Linked DNA regions of Homo sapiens: region 1 is linked to region 2. The links are chromatin loops, found by intact Hi-C in ENCODE. Cell type or tissue: mammary epithelial cell. All regions are shown on one strand.

Evidence for each region. Hi-C counts contacts between places; a loop is a spot of excess contacts. Peaks named below come from ENCODE experiments on the same cell type or tissue, not always from the same donor. Only the 100,000 strongest peaks of a DNase experiment are listed, where the experiment ranks them.
Region 1: a loop joins it to region 2, with 2.2 times the contacts of the local background. A loop is called at or near these places in 1 of 110 quality-filtered maps.

Annotation. Positions count from the first base shown.
Region 1 is chr3:61,700,020-61,702,519 of GRCh38, reverse strand. All of the region lies in intron 1 of PTPRG (protein tyrosine phosphatase receptor type G), which reads right to left. Among named protein-coding and RNA genes, the nearest start is that of PTPRG, 140 kb to the right of the region's middle. RefSeq lists enhancers at 461-1,355, 2,251-2,500. In mammary epithelial cell, no CTCF peak of the experiment used is centred here; a DNase peak (open chromatin) is centred at 1,289; H3K27ac peaks cover 48 bases.
Region 2 is chr3:61,965,368-61,967,867 of GRCh38, reverse strand. The region is part of intron 2 of PTPRG (protein tyrosine phosphatase receptor type G); the gene reads right to left. Among named protein-coding and RNA genes, the nearest start is that of PTPRG-AS1, 350 kb to the left of the region's middle. In mammary epithelial cell, no CTCF peak of the experiment used is centred here; a DNase peak (open chromatin) is centred at 1,477.

The DNA.
Region 1 (2,500 bases), 270 kb after region 2:
TATAAACGTTTTAACTCAAACTAAATTTTTTTAATTGTTTAATGAAAAGTTTTGTAAAAATGTAACTCTCCCTAAGAGGGACTTACAGTCAGTTACTTTATTTCCTGGGCCTCAAAATCCTCTTCTCTAAAATGAAGAAAGTAACAGTTCCTATTCTCAGCATGTTAGGGTCAATATTTTAAAAGGTAAGGATGGGTAAAGTCTTAGCAGGATGCATCAAAGCACACAGGCTACTATTCATGGCCAGACGCGGTGGCTCACGCCTGTAATCCCAGCACTTTGGGAGGCCGAGGTGGGTAGATCACTTGAGGCCAGCAGTTCAAGAACAGCCTGGCCAACATGGCAAAACCCTGTCTCTCCTAAAAATACAAACATTATCCAGGTGTGGTGGTGCTCGCCTATACTCCTAGCTACCCCAGAGGCTGAGGCAGGAGAATCACTTGAACCCAGAAGGCTGAGGTTGCAGTGAGCCGAGATCGCGCCACTGCACTCCAGCCTGGGCAACAGAGTGAGACCCTGTCTCAAAAAATAAAGAAAAGAAAGCACACAGGCTACTTTTTTCCTTTTTTCTTTCCTTCCTTCCTCCTTCCTCCCTCTCCTTCCTCTTTCTCTTCCCTCTCTCTCTCTTTTTTAGACAGGGCTTGGCTCTGTCACCCAGGCTGAGTACAGTGGCACTCCCTTCAGTCTCGACCTCCTGGGGGCTCAACTGATCCTCCCACCTCAGCTTCCTGAGTAGCTCAGATGACAGTCACGTGACACGACACCTGGATAATTTTTTTATTTTTAGTAGAGGTGAGGTTTCGCCATGTTGCCAGGCTGGTCCTGAACTCTTGGGCTCAAGGGATCCACCCACCTTGGCCTCCCAAACTACTGGGATCACAGGTGTGAGCCACTGTGCCCAGCCTTCAATTATTTCTATCACCATCATTATTATAACAATTGTTAGAAATGTTTCTGCACTCACTTCTTTTCATTATTATACTGTAGAAAAATTAGTCACTAAATATGGGTTTTTTCCTCTTCTGCCTTTATGCAAAAAGTTTTCAAATATTACTATTATAATCATATGAAAGTAGAGATGAAACATAAATAAGAAAATGTGACCCGAGCCTCCTCAAACTCATAGCTACCAGAGATCTGAAAATTAAACAGCACTAGCCCAGCAGCATCCTGTGCCTTGCATCCAACATGATATTGAGGAGTTGTCAGATACCTTGTTAGCAGTGGGTGCAAATGTGAGAAGTATCACACAGCTATTCTGCATGTTCTGACAAGACCATGAGGAAACACAGTCCCCAAAGAATCAGAGAGCTCAGCATGCAACCTAATTAATCACCACAGGAAAAAGCCCATATGGTGTGATGGTGGACTACTCCGTGAAAACACAAGAAGAAATATGCAGCTAGCCTTAAACAGAACAAAGGGGCAAGCAAGGAGGGCAGGGAGATTGAGGGCAACTATTAAAGCTCCCACTGCATAGGTTTCCAGAAAACCAGGAGTCTTTCCCTCCTAGACTGTCTTCACTTCCTTGCTAGTTGCTGGGATTCCTTACATGATAGGGCCTTTTGACCCGGATAGGGGCAAAGCTTACAGGTGTAGCTTTAATGACAGGGATGCACATTTGTTTCTATCAGAGTGGGTAGGATGTTTTACATGTATTTCCTGTGTAGTATAAAAGTAACAGATGTAATAAATGGGAAAGGGATGTATACCCAGAATGAAAATGACAGAGCTGAACATGAGTGTGAAAAAAATAGGGGAATTTTTCCTTCTACATTCAGAAGAGAAAACCCAAAATGTGAATATTCTGGAACAAGGCTAAAATTGTTTCCTTGACATTGCTGTTGTTTTTGAGAAGCCCTGGAGTTGAGCCTCCCAAAACAGTCAAGTTCACTTCACCATCTTCCAAATACATACTCATATCTTCACTGAAGTATCACGGCTGGAAGAGGTAAATTAAACAGAAATATGTTATAATGGGTAATAAAAGTAGGCAACCAGGGAATTCACTGAGCCCAATTTAGTTATAAATTTCCTTTAAAGTTAAGCTAAATATAAAGAAAAGGCAATTAGGTACAAGCTTTTAGTACTGTGCTGAATTACTTTAATATTCATTTCTATCTAGTCAGGACTGTGAGAAATCTTACTGTGGAACATTCTCAGCTTATTTGCAGCTTTATCCCCCAATCTATTTACTTGCAGGTATCAAAGAAGAAAACAGATCTGGATGAAATAATTTTGCCTTTATGAGAAAAATCTCACATATATAGGTTCATATGAGGATCCCACAGCATCGTTCTAGCAATGTGAGAGTTGACTTATTTCTTGGTTGAAAAGCCAAGTTTTAGCAGCATATGGCAATCCTTAGGGGGTACAGAGAAGAATAAGGAGACTTTGGGCATGAAACCTCCTCAGATTTTCAGAGCCACCCATTTACTATATAAGGATCAATTCCAAGAGGACCACACAGACCCCCTCACCACTGCCAAGAACCCAGAAT
Region 2 (2,500 bases):
CATATTCACAAACGCACACACAAGCTTTTGTTTATATATACATCTTTAAAAACATCCATTCACTTTGACCCAGAAATTCCACTTAAAATGTTTTACTGCAACAATAGTAAAGATAGACACAGCTGTCTTAACCAACAAGGAAAGCCTTTGTTCAAATTAGCCAAATTTATAATCAGTGTTCAGTGGCAGTTACATGCACTAAATTTGGAAGAATGTCACTCATTTCTAATCAGAACACCATGATTATAAATTATTATGCCATTAGCCCTTTTCTGCTTTTAACTATATACCTTTCCTTCCCAGTAAGGGAATGAATTTAGACATCTAAAATGCAGTTAATATAAGTCTTAGGGTTTTGATGCATTACTAACATTTGAAATGAGGCGTGAGACCATTCCTATGGTGGGTTAATATTTCTTACTACTTCTGACAAGTAGAATGGAGATTAAGGAGTTGAAAAAGGTGAGATGAACTGAAGGTCTTGCTGATAAAATGAGTAATAATAAAATGTTTCTAATGGAGGTTTTTAACATTCGACTCTGCCTAGTTTGTTAAAAAAGCCTTTATAGTTCAATGCAAGAGATCAAATCACAATCAGAGGCCCCCACTGACAGACCCATCTCCCAACCAGATGTGCGGACAAAGATAAGGCCTGTGATAACTGCAATAGGCCCTATGTGTGATCTCATAATGGTCCAGGTCAGGCCTAGACTTTGTATTCCATTTTCAAACTTGAGCAGAAGTGTCACTTATTCAAGAAGTTTTCCTTGAGCCCACCATTCCAGATTAGTTTACTTTGTCATACACTTCAGAAAACCAGGTTTTCTCTGGGAGCACCAATCTGAGTTTCACTGATCCACTAGAAAGAAATTAAGCCAATGCTGTTTGTGACAAGTCCTGCTTCTCACAAGCCCAACTTTAAGTTTTATGGCAGAAATGGCTAGGAGAAAACTTCGGCCAAAGTGGCCTTAATAAACATACAAGCTAAGCAAAAACAAAGTGGCCTTAATAAATGTACAAGCTAAGCAGAAACAAAGTGCTTGCTATGCCAGTGTTGATTCAAGACAAATCCAACTAGATCCGCTTCTACCCACTCTGCAGTGGCAGAATCTTATATAGAAATTCTAGAGCCACCTGTCTATTTGGCTTCCCATTGTTCCCACAGAGTGTAGCAAAAAGTACTGGCATATAATAAACACCCAGCAAATCATTCTTGAATAAGGAAAGTGAGAAAAAAAAAACACGAATGAATGAAAACTAAGTCAGTGGGTCCTAGTCATCTTTACATGTTTTGCATGTTATTGAAGAGGAATTATAAATCCTGAATCCCTATCACATAGTTCTACCTGGGCCACCAGAAGGCAACCTCACATCAGCACACCCCATTGTAAAACAATGGTATGGTTCACAACCTATCAACATTCCATCTGAATGAACATTCCATCAGGACAGAGCCATACTTGGCCTTCTTGACATTCCCCATTCCCCACTCATCAGGATAACTCACTCACAGCCACATCTCAGGTGTCTCAAGTAATGTCTCATCTCCACATTGCTAGAGGCCACCTGTATCAGTGTTGCCTGCTGTGCACACAAGTAATTAACTTATAATACTCCACTGGCGCTGACACATTCCACAGCATCAAAAATTTCGCCAGCAGATAGTTAAGCATGCGAGATGATTCCTTAGTTAAACTCGATAACCAAATATCACATGTAAATGTCAGTCAATATGGAAGACCTTGTTGACATGCAAGTCACATATTCAGGGCGGAGGTATAGTAGCTATGGTTAAACCTCCTTCTTTTGAAATCTACTAATCTGGATTCTGTGGTAATGCAGATGGAGCTAGAATAGATTTGTTTTTGCCATGAAAGAAAAGTTTGCTTTGAGAGTCCTGAAAACAAAACTGCACGGGTCAGATCTGACTAGATGACAAGTTCAATAAAGAAAGAAATCATGCATAGCACAGTGATAAAGACCATGAATCCTAGAACCAGACCACAGAATCCCACTTTTGCCACTTGGCATGTAAGTGGTCCTGGGCAAGTTACCTAAACTCTTCATCTGTTTCCTTGTTTACAAAATGAGAATAATTGCAGCACCTAACTCTTAGAATTACATGAGGTGAAATGCTTAGTGTCTTGCAAATAGTGAGCATGTTACGTGTTAAATATTAGCCATTATTATTGCCCAATGCTAAACACACAGTTGGACCACAATAAATACTTGTAGAAGAATGAATGAATGAATGAGCATACCCAAAGCTATTTTTGCAAGTGCTTTAGAAGAACACTCTTGAACAACTCACACATTTTCTGCTCATTAAAGTAAGTCCACCCTAAGGGTTTAAGCTTAACTTTTTTTTTTTTTTTTTTTTGAGACGGAGTCTTGCTCTGTCACCCAGGCTGGAGTGCTATGGCGTGATCTTGGCTCACTGCAACCTCCACCTCCTGGGTTCAAGCCATTCTCCTGCCTCAGGCTCCCCAGTAGCTGGGAT